Linked DNA regions of Homo sapiens: region 2 is linked to region 1. Evidence: read pairs that join two places in POLR2A ChIA-PET (ENCODE). Cell type or tissue: GM12878. All regions are shown on one strand. Links, peaks and the distances in the headings refer to the core of each region. The heading gives the core; the rest is flanking DNA.

Region 1 (7,428 bases), core at 2,729-5,228:
ACCGCACATGTCGTAAGCAAAAGATTGCTTAATGATCGTATACTAAAATGGTCAGGACTCAATCTGGCTTCAAGCACTGCTGAATTCAGAATTCAAGCAATACAATCAGGTGTGAGTTGTTTGTTGTTTCTCACCTGTCAGCTCTGACTTCCAGGTTGTCTTCATTCTGAAGCTCCTGGGGTGGTCTTTGGCAGCTCCAAGTGGACTTTTCACAGGGCAATGATGGCTGCCACAGCTCCAGCTTACATCCGTCTAGGTTCAAGTTCAGTGAGGAAAGCAAGAGCCTGTGATGGTGGCATAACCCAGAAGCCCTAAGATTTACTCTGATATGACCCATTCAGGCCATGTGCCCACATTTGAAACAATCTCCATGGCCTGGGGAAAATGATCTGCGGTTTAAGTTTGGGTCACAGGCTTTATCCCTGGAACTAAGGACAGAGCCCCACCATGAACACTTAGCCTGATAAAAAGGAAAAGGTAGGTCCAAAAATGGAAATCTGGGGCTGTTATTAGAAGAAAAGAGAATGGATGCAGGGCCATTTCTTGTTAGATTCTATGCTAGCACTAACTCGATGGTTCTCAAAAAAAATTTCCCCACCACAACAATTTCAACCAAGAATGGTGGTGTAACTTGAGAAAGTCCCTAGAGGATTTCACAACATCTCCAATTGCAAAAGTTCTCCCAGCTCACACCAAGAACCACTGGCCTACTCGATTATTCCCCAAATATGTCCTGTTGATCACATTGCAAACTGTTCAATACAAACGGCTTAAACAAACTCCATGTACAGCTGGAAAAAATAATTCATTCCATTTATTGATTCATCCAACAAATATTTAGAAGCTGTCCTCCCAACTCCCCCTAATATCTCTCTTGTGTATACAAGGCAGGAGGATTTGTTTGCCATTACAATTTATTGCTGACTTCCAAGTTTATATATACCAAATGCTCCTAAACTCCAGGCTAACATGTCCAAATGCCTTCTCAACATCTCAACCTGATCTCTAAAAATCCTCTCATATTTAACATGCCCCAAATTGAACTCCTGTTTTCTGTCATTTAAAAATGTTCCCTCCATAGTCTTCCATGTCTTGGTAATTAACAATACTTTGAAACAAAAACTTGGAAGCTGTCCTTTGCTCCCCTTCTTTTCTTACAACCCACATTCATCCTGTTTGGGAACCCTGTAAGTTCTGCTGCCCAAATATATTGAGAATCCAATCACTTCTTGCTACTTCCACTGCCACCATCATGGTCCAAAGCACATCAGTGCTTGCCTGGATTATTACAAGAGCCTGCTCAGTGTCCTTTGCCCTTTATCCCTAGCTCAGTAGTCAGGATTCATCCTTCTCACCCACCCACCCCCAATTCCACACATTCCCAGTTACAAAATGCTCTAGAAGGAACTGTAACAAGAGGCATCTAGCCCTACCTTTGCTGAAGAAGGGCAAGGCCCATCTCCTGGGGTTCCTGGCTCCTGCAGCCTCAGCATGGCCACATGTCCCTGCATCTGACTCCTAGGACCACAAACACTGACATACAACTGGTTCAGGGTTAGGATGTGGGAGGCCCCCTGGACATCTCAAGTAGCCCCACGTCAGTGACCATACAGACCCTTCTCTGACTCACTAACCCATTGAAGCCACTCATGCACCCTCCCATCCTCATCTCCACAACCACCAGCCAGTGTGCATGTCATCTTTTCTGAATGCAGCCTCCCAGATTTTGTTAACTTCACAAGGAAATTTTCTGGGCTGCGGAAGAGATCAGCAAATGAGTGAAACAAAATCATAAGATGCTGCTCCCCAGGCTCACGAACCTGATCCAGAGGAGCTTCTCTCTGTTCCTGGGCTTCAGGAACAGGCATGTGATGAGGGCACAAAAGACTAGACAGTAGGATGAAGTTCCAGAAGCGCCAGGCTTGGCAGTTTTCTGTCCTGACTGAGAACATGTTTGGTGAAGAAGAAAACAGCCAGCCACCAGAGCTGTTACTTTCAAGACAGACTTGGGCTTCCATATCTAAAAATATGGAAGTCTGGAGGCCTAAATCATCTAAAACATAATAATGTCATTAAATTAGAAATCAATAAGATCTAATGTAACTCAAGTATTCATTTTTTAGCAATGCAGTAGCCCAAAAGCCTTAAAAAATACTCACTACAAAAAAGCAGAAAATTCTGGACACAAATAGTTATTTTAAATTTTTGTAAATTCATTCAGAGCAACTGTCAATTTCTGTTAACTTGTTAAAAACTTGAGTTTTCATGGCTACATAGAGGACAGAAGAAAAACTGAGTGCCAACACAGGTGGAAAACAGATTTAGGTGCTTATATGAAACCAGGATGTTCAAATTATTCTATTTTCTGGCTGGGCACGGTGGCTCACGCCTGTAATCCCAGCACTTTGGGAGGCTGAGGCGGGCGGATCACTTGAGGTCAGGAGTTTGAGATCAGCCTGGCCAACATGGTGAAATCCCGTCTCTACTAAAAATACAAAAATTAGCCGGGTGTGGTAGTGGGCACCTGTAATCCCAGCTACTCGGGAGGCTGAGGCAGGAGAATCACTTGAACCTGGGAGGTGCGATTGCAGTGGGCCATACTCCAGCCTGGGTGACAGAGTGAGACTCTGTCTCAAAAAAAAAAAAATTATATTTTCAAGAGAAAAATAAACCCAAAAGAATTTTGCCCATAACAAACTGCGGCAAGGGCACTACCTTGGTTCTGGATAGAAAGGAAAGACTCTCCTGAGAAACTGTCGGCATTATAGCTCACATGTAGATTTGAGGCCTGCCTTAGTTTAGATTTCCCCAAAGCAGACTATGGCAAGGATGTGGATACACATAATTTATTTTGGATCCTGGAGATCACAAGTGAGAGAGTTAGGAGAGTGAGAAAGAAAAGGAGAAAAAAAGAGCATGTGCACTATGGGCTTAATCCACTAGAAATCTTTTGAAAAATATGTAGAATTTATAGCCTCAACTTATGATACCAAAAAATCTCAATCTGGGAATTTTTTAAATCCCAAACTTATAGTGATCCCAGGTTTCTGGCAGAAACAAACTAAAATCTTCTCTGAAAAAAGTACATTCATCAACCTAGGTTTCAAATATATCCCACAGATAAAGTTCCAACAAACATGAGGTCAAAATTTTTTTTTAAATCACAAAACATATAATTAAATAAAATATTTTTATATAAAAATCCCACAGCTAACACCAACGGTGAAAGACTGAAAGCCTTTTTGCTCATATCTGAAATGAGATGAGGAGGCTTATTCTTGCCATTTCTATTCCATGTAGTACTGGAAGTTCTAGCCGGAGCAAGTAGGCAAGAAACATAAATAAAAGGCATCCAAGCTAGAAAGGAAGAAGCAGAAGTATCTCTGTTCTCAGACAACATGATTTTATAGGTAGAAAACCCTAAAGATTTCAAACTCAGACACACACACACAAAAAATCTGTTTGAACTAATAATCTGTTTGAACTAATAAGTAAATTCAGCAAAGTTGCAGGATACAGAATCAACATTCAAAAATCAGTTGCGGGGCCAGGTATGATGGCTTATGCCTATAATCCCAGGACTTTGGGAAGTTAAGGTGAAAGGACCACTTCAGTCCAGGAATTCAAGGCTGTGGTGAGCTATGATTACACCACTGCACTCCAGCCTGGGCAATAGAGTGAGACTCTGTCTCTTTAAAAAAAAAAAAAAAAAAGGAGATGAACCTGAGTGGACTTTGCTCATGCCCACACTAAAACCTCCACCCGGGGAAGTTACAGTTTCCTGTTCATTGTACACCACCTATATGCTGGCATGAGGACTCGCTGAGTGCAGCTGAGAATCCTCTGCATGTGATGACGATGACGCACCCTCTCCACGGCCCCATAAGCCCTCCTGTCACTTTCTGTCGGGGAGGCATGGCTTTGGAGAATACCCTCAGTGCTCTCCTCACTTGTACGAAGTACAAGGCCTCCCATTAATGAAAACCTGAGTTCCCGCTAAAAGTTGTTTGTTACTTGGCAAGTGAACAAACCTCGTTTTTAGGGGTGAAACAGGAGGAATAGATTAAACCAGTAAGAAAGTGAGGAGTCAGGGGAGGGAGGTAAATGAGATAAATCCTGAAGTTCACAGCAGCACCTAGTGAAAGTGAATTCCTACTTCAGGAGGGGATTTTTTTGTACATTTGGCAGTTTTCCTAATATTTTGTTGCAACTTTTTGTGTGAGTGCTTCTTTGGATCTGAGGCTCCAGGCTTTCTCTGTGAAGTTTGACACCACAGGGCCTCATGCCATCCGCTAGAGAACCCTAAAGATTTCTTTAGAGTTAGAAATATCTGTAAAAGCAGACTCTGGGTTTTTGCAGAGGCAAGAGGTGGTCAAAAGAATTTTCCCAGTACAAGAAAATCCTCTCCTTTCTGCCATTTCATATCCTCCTCCTCTAGAAATACTTTTCCAGGAGGTTTTCCTGGTTGACCCAGGCAGCTAAGGTAGCAGAGGGCAGGGTAATTCCCAAGTGCCTCCCACACTGAGCAACAGAATTAGACACCACCCATCACCCACATCACATGAGCAAAGGCTGTGAATGCGAAGCCCAGACACTACTCCCTCTGCAACTTTCCTGCGGCCAGTCACTTCTGGAAACCTTGCCCTGCATCCCTCTTCCTTGTCTCAGCTGGAGTGGGGTGAGAAGAGCAGTGGGAAAGCAGCAGGGAAGAGGAGTCAGCCCTGACCACACTTCCCTCCCCAGCTCCTCCCCGTCCAGCAATCTGAGTCTCCTCTGGGAGACAGGCAAACCATGATCCGATAACTGCAGTTGTGTTGTGTTGTTTTGTTTTGTTTTGTTTTGTTTTGTTTTATTTTGTTTTGTTTTTGAGATGGAGTCTCGCTCTGTCGCCCAGGCTGGAGTGCAGTGGCGCGATCTCAGCTCACTGCAACCTCCACCTCCCAGGTTCAAACCATTCTCCTGCCTTAGCCTCCCAAGGATCTGGGACTACAGGCATATGCCGCCAGGCCTGGCGAATTTTTTTGTATTTTTAGTAGAGATGGGGTTTCACCGTGTTAGCCAGGATGGTCTCGATCTCCTGACCTTGTGATCCGTCCGCCTCGGCCTCCCAAAGTGCTGGGATTACAGGCTTGAGCCACTGCACCCAGCCGATAGCTGCAGTTTTTAACACGAAAAGGATTGGGCAATGACAGAGTTGTGAAATCTAGAATCTGGTCCTGATGTTAAAGAACCCAAGATCCAATGGGGAATGAGTGAGTTGACAAAATACAGTTAAAAGAAGTGACTAGAAAACAAAAAAAGAAGAAGAATCATTTCCTGTTTATACTCTGAATGGTTTTAAATCCTTCAATAAATATGTTGCACACAAATAGGCTTGAGATTATCTGCATGCCCTCGTGCCAGGGCCGTGAAGTCATGCCCATCTGTGTCTGTGCAGTTTTACCACCAAGACTGAGCTGTGCAAAGAGACAAATAGCTGTCAGCTTTTCCAAGTAAACAGAAGCAGAAAGAAGGAGTGTCACATCTGACTTTCTACAGAGCACAAAGATTCAGACTTCTAAGGCTATTCACAGGAGGGGAGAGGGGAAAGGATGGGAAGGAGAGACAGGAATAGAGGAAGTGGGGCCGGGAGAGGGATCAGATAGAGGGGAGACCATCTTCACTCAGAGGCTTGGAAACTCCAGGGGAAAAATACAGAAGTTGCCCGGCAGAAAGGGGCCATTTTGTGCAACAACAACCCAGGGGGAACAAAGAAAAAGAAAAAAGAAAACCACCAAGTTGACATTTGTCTACCAGAGTAAAAAAAGGAAAAGAATTGCTACTGGATCTAGCCATAAAAGGACTAACTTAGAGACACTGAAGTACAGGAATTAATACTATCTTCAGCTAAGGAAAGAGACCACTTTTTACTTTTAATTTCAGTATTTCAAAACCACTAGAGTTTTTTTTTTTTTTTTGGCAGGGGGTGTAGGGGATGGAGTCTCACTCTGTCGCCCAGGCTGGAGTGCAATGGCATGATCTCAGCTCACTGCAAACTCTGCCTCCCAGGTTCAAGCGATTCTCCTGTCTCAGCCTCCCGAGTAGCTGGGACTACAGGTGAGCACCACCATGCCCAGCTAATTTTTGTATTTTTACTACAGACGGGGTTTCACCATGTTAGCCAGGATGGTCTCTATATCTTGACCTCATGATCCGCTCGCCTTGGCCTCCCAAAGTGCTAGGATTACAGGTGTGAGCTACCGCGTCCAGCCACCACTAGAATTATTTTGTAAAACTCCAAGGTTAACAAGTTCATGAAAAGAATGAAAACAAAGAGATTAAATTCAGAGCCCTGTTCTGTATCTGAATTCTTTCCTGCAAACCACCTAACTGTAATATTCATACCCATGCCCCTCGAAATGTACGAAGCACATATAGTGCCTGGGACCTTGTGAAAATGCAGGTTCTGACTTGGCTGGTCTGGCGTGGAGGAGATTTTGCATCTCTAGCCAGTTCCCAGGGTTGCCCATGCAGGCCAGTGGATCACACCTTGAGCAGCAAGAATTGAGACCACCCACTGGCTGCCAAAATTTTTCTTTTACAGAATATAGAAGTGAAAAAAAAAATCAACCTTTACCCCCTAGTCTCTAAAAAAAAAAATTTTTTTGTTGCTTATTGACTGAATATTTATTAATAACCCGTAGAAGGCTGAATACAAGAAAAACATAGCTCCCACCTTCCTCCAGCCCATGGAGAAGCTCAGGATTATGAGCCGAGAAACTGTGACATCTTCCCTCGCCTCCAGTCTGGACCAGGTGTGTCCGCATGCCACCTGCTCTGCTAGTGCCAACAGGTCAGCACTGTGCCATCCCATGGGGAGTGTGACCTGCACAGAGAATCCCGTGCTCTGCCCCCAAAGCCCTCATGATTATAGAGAACAGAGTAGAGTTTCTACTGCTCCTTCATTATCCCTGGCCAGGCTCTCCCTCCTTCACCTCATTCTGCTCCAGTGACACATCCCAAGGAACAGACATGCCCAGTTTGAAACAGGGCAGCTCCTGCAAAGCCCCACTCTGGGGTAGCAGAGTCATCTGCCTTACGTGGAAACAGAAAGAAAAGGTCCCAGAACAGAGTGGCAGGGCCTTGCTTTAGGGCAGAGAGGACATTCAGCAGGAGCTGCAAATGTCAGCACCCAAGGTCATCAGGACAAGATAACGAACAGACTTAAGTGGCCCCAGATTTCCAAGTATTTCTACTTCCTCTTTTTGACCATATAGCTGGGCCCTTGATAGAAGGACATTTCAGAAGCCTCTCTCGGCCTCAGACAGTTTTGGCTGATATCCAAAGCAGAAAGCAGAAGCTGCTCTTTCTGGCTTGTTAACGTCTGAGCTCCCGGAAGAGATTATACCAGAAAAGCCTAGGAGATTTACTGGAAATTATACTAGAGGA
Region 2 (7,428 bases), core at 1,610-4,109, 380 kb before region 1:
AAGATCCGAGTTCCTCACCGCGGGCCGGGATGTGACCACCCTCTTCAGAGGTTGGACCCCAGGCTTCAAGCACCGAGTGAGGGGTCTGTTGGGGACGCTGGGAGAGTCTCTGGTGTGAAGTGGCTTAGGTCTGGACTGGTCAGCTGTGGCACCAGCCGGTCCTGCCCACGCTTCAGGATGGCCGGGGGCTGCCCCTGTGGGAGAGTTGCCAAGACTCGGCGATACCAAGGATGGAAGCCAGAGGCTGTGGCGAGGGAGAGCCAAGCATATTCCCAGCACCAGGGCCACTGCTGGCACGTCGTAGACATCCAATAAATATTTTTGGAAGGAGTGAATGGTTTGATGTCCCTCTCCATCCCTGCCAGCCCCCTGCCCAAGGTGTGTGTGTGGTTGGGCCCGACTCTAGAACTGGTATGTGTGTGATGGTCAGGCAGGCATGAGCGGGGTGGGCTCTGCTGAGGCTTGGCTGCCTGAGGAGGTAGCTGTGCAGGAGAGAGCCAAACACGCTGCTTCTATTCCTGTCTGGGGCATGTCTGAAGTGGGCTGGCTGTCTTGACTGGCTTGGATCCTTATCAGTCTGGTGTTGCAGAAGAGAGAATGGATGGAATATTCCACGTGGTCTCACTTTCCTTTCTGAACCACCCTTGCTGAAGCCCGGGTCTGTGTGTGCTCAGAGATCCATTTGCCCCAGGCTAGGAGCACAGCACTCCCCACACCCAGTTCTTGCCAGGGGTGTTTTCTCTCTTCCCTTCTCCAAGTCAGTTTAGTGTCTTCCCACATACCCTCCTCGGCCTCCTGCCCCCAAGAGGTCACCCCTCACGCCCTTCCAAAGCAGGGTTGGCTGAGTCCCTGGTGCTGACAGAAGAGCCCAGGACTCCAGCCCAGGCTGTGACCTCAGATGGTGTCTTCCCAGAGGAGAGGAGGGAACTGGAGATGGTGGTGATGGGTTTGGGGTGCCAGGGTTGGGTAGCTGGGAGGTAGGAAGAAAGGACCCCAACATGGCTCTAGAGAAGGAAGAAGTGCACTTGCCCCCATCTCACAGCCCAGATCCTTCTCTGTATGCAGAGAAGTGTTACCTTCTGGGAGCTGCCACGGTTCAGCCTAGCTTCTGGTCACTGTTCTTTAATCCTCTGTATCTGGAAAATACTCCAGTTGTAGATCTATGGAAGGACATACGAAGGTGATGGGTGGACCCGGAGGGCCGCCCTGACTGTTATGGCTTACTAGGGTAACAGTGCCGATGATGGTTAGCACTCAGCCAGGGCTGCTGCATCTCCGTCCCGTTCTTTGATCACAAAACATGCAGTGTGAAATCACACGGGGTGTTGTACGCCGGGGTTGCTACCACCTACTTGAGCATTCAGCGCTTAGGACCACGGGAAACCAAACCAGGAGGGTTTTCCTGGGCACCCTCCACCCGACACCAGCCCTAGGGGCTGCCCTGACTCTAATGACCTGCCCCTCTCCTGGAACTCCCCTTCCATCCTGCACCGCCCCAGGGAGTGCTTGACTGCCTTGCAGCTCATCAAACCCTGCTTTAACAGGGTGGGGGAGGGGGGCTCAGGAGTCCTTTGCTTTTTTCTCTTTGCCACTTGCCAAATTCTGAAATCAAGTTGAGCAAGCCCACCCACTTCAGGCCTCACTGAGTCCCGTCTTTCATTCCTGGGTTAGAGAAACACTGCCCGCAAGGACAGATCTGTGGAAACACTAGGTCCCTGTGACTCAGGTGCCGGAGGATGCAGTGTCAGCAGATGCTGACGAGATCAGTCCTGCAGGAGCATCTTTACGACAGAACATGTTATTTTCCATAAGTGGCCTGTTTAATGATCAAATCAGTCAAATAGCTGTGCTGGTAGGACTTGGGGTTAAAAATGAGGCCTAATTGCAGCTTTTTTCTCCAGCACCAATTCATGAGAATGCCTGCTCGCTGACCCCAGGTGACTGGGCCTCCCACAAATGGGTGTTTTGGGTCACAAAGGGGGCAGGGTCAAATCCCTCAGGCAAAGAGTGACTGAGGTGTATGACTCACTGACCAGGCCGGGACTGCACGGCATTCGTTCACTAAAGAAGCCTGCTGTGTGCCAGGCATCATGCTCAGATGCTGCCCGAGACACAGCCCCTACCCGAAGAGCTCAAGGACCTTTATGGAAAATCATTTTGATACACACAGGGCTTGGGACCATCTATGTGTTCAACTCTTTAAAAAATGGTTCCCAGCCCCAGTTCTCTTAGCAAGGCTTTCTAATTCATTATCTCATTTAATCTCGCCATGAGTCAGGCAGGGCAGTAACACATGGGAAAGGAGGGTGGGGGTGGGGATAGTGTGACCTGTCCACCAGGTCCTGCTACAAATTGACAGCAGATCCCAGGCCTCGTGTTAGCCCAAGCTGCTTCTACTGTCACATTGCAGCCTTCTGCAAGGATGGGGTGGTACTGTCCTTCTCACTTCTCATTCTCTTCCATTTTAAAATGATAAACCTGGGTCAGAGGATATTTAGGAAGAGGCATTGTCATTAAGTCCAAGACAAGATGGTCAGATTTGTTATCCTAGTGGGTTACAATCCAAAATACTCTGGAGCATGCTGAGATTAAGGTGGTTGCCAAGGGAACAGAAAACAGCCATGAGTAAATAAATCAAGACTTTAAAGGATTTAGATCGGGTCTATGGCCAGGTAAGTGCAGACCTTTGTATTCTTTCCAAGGCCAGGTAAGTGCAGGTCTGCAGTGGGGATCTGTGGCCACGTGGTCACAGATGTGGAAACATCCTGCAAATGCAGCCACGCTGCTTCGTACAGGCGGTGCAGTGGCTGGCATGGGGAGCCAGGTGAGCTTGGTGATGTTGGGGCTTCTGGAACTGCCTGCATCATCCTTGTATTTCTTTGTTAGGAGCAAGTCTGGACCTAAGAAAGATGGTGTAGGTTCTCGGAAAATGGTTGTTTTTTGGCAAGGGACACGAGCTTCAAGTCGTCCGGTAAGGCAGTCGGCCTCATTGAGAGGGTTTGGTGTCCCACTGCCCAGTCCCGGGGAGCTGCCTGACGGAGGGTAGACTGCAGTGACCAGAGGCAGCCGCTCAGCCATGCAATAGCACAGGCCGAGGGAGAGGGCAGGCCCCTCGTGGACTTGGCAGAGAGAAATGGGTGGGAGTGGGGGATGTGAAACCTTTTGTTACTTTTTAGTGGTTTGAATTTAGTAAAGAAATATCTTTGACCTTTAGGCAGCAGGAGGAGTATTGGGGCCAAAAACAGTGTGTTCTCACATATCACTGTTCTTCCTGCATTGTGGCAGGGGCAGTGAGAGAGGGAAATGAATGGACTCCCTTAAGTTATCCCTTAGGCTAAAAAGAGAACAGCCTCTTTTGGGTTGACTGGATTTGGAGGAGGTGTCCTAAACAGGCTGTTCAACAGGGGACTTTTTGTGATGATGACAGCGCTCTATTTCTGTGCTGTCCAGACTATAGCCACTAGCCACATATGGCTATTGAGTATTTAAATGTGGCTTGTACGGCTGAGGAACTGAACTTTATTCAATTTTAATTCATTTAAATAGCCCCACGTAGCTACTGGGCATAACAGCCCCAGGGATGATAGGATGACACTCCTATTGATAAGAAGCTAGAAACATTGTTTCTTTTCCCTTCACCTTCTCCCCTCTGCTCACCACCTCCGGGAGAGCCAGATAGTTCTGGGGTTCAATTCTGGCTTTGTCATTTAAACCATAGGTCCTTGGGCAAGTAACTTATGTAAAGCATGCAGTATAGTGCCTGGCACACAGCAAGCACTCAATAAATGGTAGCTATTGTTGTTTTAATAAACTTGAATGGTTACTTGCAGAGCAATTGTGCCCATGGAAAGGGAAAAAAGGGTTTTTCCCTTGCTTAGCTTAACCCACATAAAGAATTAACCATCTCCAGTGTGAAGCAGGCCTGCTGCAAGTTTAAGGGTTTGAATTGATGTCATAGGTCACATCCTGGGTTTTAATTCCAAGGAAAGAGAACTTTGGAGCAGATGAGGCCTCACGCTGAGCCTCACATCTCCATCCAGGCCTCTGCAGAGCAACTCAGCCCTCACAGGGCAGCAGCTTTGCCTGCACCTCCTCATTCCTTGCATTGCATCAGCTCTCCTCCTCCTCCAAACCCTTGGGGGCCATCTTTTCTCTCTGCGCCGCCTGAGCTATTAGATGTAGCTTGCAGAGGAGCATACCTTCATTCAACAGACATCGACTGAGGACCTATTGTATGCTGGACACGTGGGACAAAGAGACGCTAAAATAGTCCCTGCCCTTTGAAGTTCATAACCTGGTGGGGAAAACAAAAGTGTGCTAAATTCCAAATCTGGGATCAGCATAAGGTGCTTTGGAGAGAGGGATCAGACTGCTGTCCAGTCCTGGGAGATGGGAGATGGGAGAGGCTTGTCAAGGGGGAGGTGGTTGCCCTGCTGAGTGAGGAAGCCCTAGGGACGCAGCCCTACAGGAGGAGCTGGAGGATGCGGGGAGCAGGGTCTGGAGCTGCCCCGAGGAGGCCCATGGGGTGATCTGTTTGTCCACCTGTTGTGCCCCAGGGTGACTACAGTGCAGAGTCTGGGACAGGGTTCACCTGAGCTACACGTTTACCCATGGTCTACAGGAGCCACGAGCAACACATCTACCCACACGGGAGCCATGGTCTGCTGTTCTCCAGGACGCCTTGGTTGTGGGCAGTCCAGGCCTTTGTTAGGGTCCAGAGTCCAGCTGCCATATGGATCTGTCAGAATAGTGGTGATCCCTGTGCCAGCCACTGCGCTGCCTGTATGAGGAAGCATGAAGCAGGGCTGTGTTTGCAGGGTGTTTCCATATTGGCACTCTATCGTGCTTGCCGCAGCACCTAAGAATGGGATGAGGGGGAACCTTGGGGGAGACAGGGGAGGTGGGTGTATGTGCACGAAACTAGAGAAGTGAAGTGCCTGAGCTCAAACCACCGTGGCAGAGCAGAGAATGGAGGCCTCTGGGAGCCCTTGGGCCTTGGCTTCCCCGCTGAGACAGGGCAGGTTTGAGGTGGTACTGCCCGTGTCTGTGTCCACCCCCATCCCCTAGCCGTGTTCTTTTCCTTTCTATTTTGGTTCAGCTTACCTAGAAATGCTGCTAAAAATATGGGAGACATCCTCAGGCATATTATTGATTTTGCTTTTGAAAAACATGGTGTTCACCGAGTGTCCCCATTTCTCTTATGGTCTGCAGAGGAGATGAACACTGGGGGCTCTGGCAGGTGACAGCAGGGGCTGGAAAGCTGGGCAGTGTTGATGTGCTCCGAGTGGAGGCACGGGTGGGGTTGGTCATCAGCACCTGGGGTGCTGGTGTCACTGCATGAGAACTCAACATCTGTCCTATGGACTAGTTTCTTTGTCTTCCTAGTATTCCCTTCCCGTTGTCTCTGTTTAAAATGCCAATTTCCGTGGGACGTGGAACTCCTAAAGTCCCACATCCAGCAGTGAGGTGTCTCCAGGAGCAGTGAAGGGATGGGGTGGGGGTTGGGGTAGGAGTGGATTCTCCAGAGGCCACAAGCCAGACGGGTGGGGCCTGGTGGGGCAGACTGGTCCTCCAAGCGAGCTGTGAAAGCAGGCAGGCCTGACCTCCAGGCCTGGTGTTGGGAGGAAGGGGCTGATTTTACAGCCTGGGGTCTCCCACCTGGAATTCTTCAGTTCCCAGGCTCCAGAAGGCACAGTGGGCACCTGCAGAGCTGCAGAGAGGACCCTCATGGTATCGGGAGGCCCGCATCTCTCAATGCCCTCCATCAGGCACAGCGCCACCCCAACCACCACATCCATTGTCTGCTGCAAGGATCCCTGCCTGGGCCTTGGAGAGAGAGTCGCGTTTCTCCACCTGGCAGCTACAGAGAGGCCACAGAGAAAAAAGCCTATTTAATGTTCTTCTACTACTTGTGACTTTTAAAATAACTTTTCCTCTCAGGCCTCTGTTTTTTTGTCTGTCAAATGTACACCCTCAGGCACGTTCTCACTGGGGCCCAGGTTTTTACTTCCCTGTCGTCACACACTATTTATGTCTGAGGGTCTCAGTCCCAGGGCGGTGCAGTGGAACACAAGCTGGGCCACGGTGCTGGGTCACGGTGCCGTGTTCCCGTCTGTGCTCTGCTACTTAGAGCTGTGAGTGTTGGAGGAAGCCACTCTGTGTTTCAATTTTATTTTCCCGTCTATAAAATGGGATAAAACCCACACAAGGTAGGGTGCACATGGTTATTGGAAGGTTCCCACGAGATCATAACATGGAAAAGGGCTTTGTAAAAGGCAAAGTTATGTCCGAGTAAGGGACATTATCATTAAATGGCAGCTGGAAGCTGTAATTTGGTTCTGCCCTCTCACGCCCGCTGCTACTCCAGACGTCGTAAGTTGCTCTTTTATGGGATATCTCTGGCTTGACTGCGGGTTCCGTTCTGAGGAGGTGGGGTCAGCAGGGGCCTGATGTCTTCTTCCTTTCCCTCTGGTCACTCTAGTGATATAACCCAGGCCATATAGTCAGGCAGACTTTGGCGAAACTGTCAGCGAGGGCAGCTCCTCGATTCGGCCCCTTTGACTATTGTCTCCAGTCCTGAAACCCTCGCCCAGGGCCGCTCCGCCGCCGGGCTCCGGCGCTCAGCCCATGTCACCCGGGGAAAGGCCGGCGCCTCCGTCCGACCCTCTTTCCTGTCGCTGGGGGCGGTTTGTGGGCCTGGCCTTGGGATTAGGAAAATAGGGATGGTGCTATAACGGCCGAATGCAGGCCTCAGGGAATCCCGAAAGGGGGAATGTCTGGGTCGGCGGATCGGGGGGCTTGAGAGGGCCCGCTCCGTGGGACGTTCAGGCCCCGGAACCGGCCCCCGCATGGTCGCCGCTCCGGCCCGGGCGGGCGCAGCGCTGGCAGCCCCGTTTTCCGCCAGCCGGGCTGCCGGAGAGTTAGACCTCCCAGCCTCACGGGGCTGCTGTGCGGCTGCGACGACGCCGGCGACTGCGGCGCTGCAGCGGAGACGGAAGGCTCGGGAGGCGGCGCCATGTGAGTGCGCGCGGGGCCGCGCTGGGGCCGCGGCGGGAGGTTACCGTATTTACCGAGGCCAGAGCCGGACCCTCGGGGGCGGGTCACTGCGGGCGTGCTACCGTATTTGCCGGGTCCCGCGCAGGTCCTTTCCGGGAGTGGGAGCGCCGGGACTTAATTACGTATTTATCCAGGGTTGCGTGGCTCCGCGGGGGGGCGCTGCGGCCGTGGGGGGTGGGCTGCATTCATTCCCTCTGGGAGCTGGGGCTTGCAGTCGGGCGGGGTGGGTTGCGGCAGCAGGGTGGAGGCCTACGTATTTTCGTGGGGGTGGGGTTGCGACGCAGAGTTTACCATATTTCTCCAGGGTTGCTCCGGCCGCAGAAGTTGGCAAGGTTGTGTGTAAGGTCGGGTGGGGTGGGGTCAGCTCTCCCG

The links. Peaks named below come from ENCODE experiments on the same cell type or tissue, not always from the same donor. Only the 100,000 strongest peaks of a DNase experiment are listed, where the experiment ranks them.
Region 2: POLR2A ChIA-PET joins it to region 1 with 11 read pairs; 4 of 35 experiments call an interaction of 5 or more read pairs at or near these places.

The regions. Positions count from the first base shown.
Region 1 is chr7:150,780,549-150,787,976 of GRCh38, forward strand. LOC105375566 (a long non-coding RNA gene) reads right to left here and starts at 581. Exons shown (of 4, transcript XR_928163.2): 1 at 135-581. In GM12878, for the core only: no CTCF peak of the experiment used is centred there; a DNase peak (open chromatin) is centred at 3,911.
Region 2 is chr7:150,398,301-150,405,728 of GRCh38, forward strand. It overlaps ZNF775 (zinc finger protein 775), which reads left to right. Exons shown (of 3, transcript NM_173680.4): 3 at 1-330. It overlaps LOC728743 (zinc finger domain-containing protein LOC728743), which reads left to right and starts at 7,376. Exons shown (of 3, transcript NM_001395976.1): 1 at 7,376-7,428. RefSeq lists enhancers at 893-1,480, 1,481-2,068, 2,399-2,923, 2,924-3,447, 3,454-4,129 and 2 more and a silencer at 6,679-7,138. In GM12878, for the core only: no CTCF peak of the experiment used is centred there; no DNase peak of the experiment used is centred there; H3K27ac peaks cover 593 bases.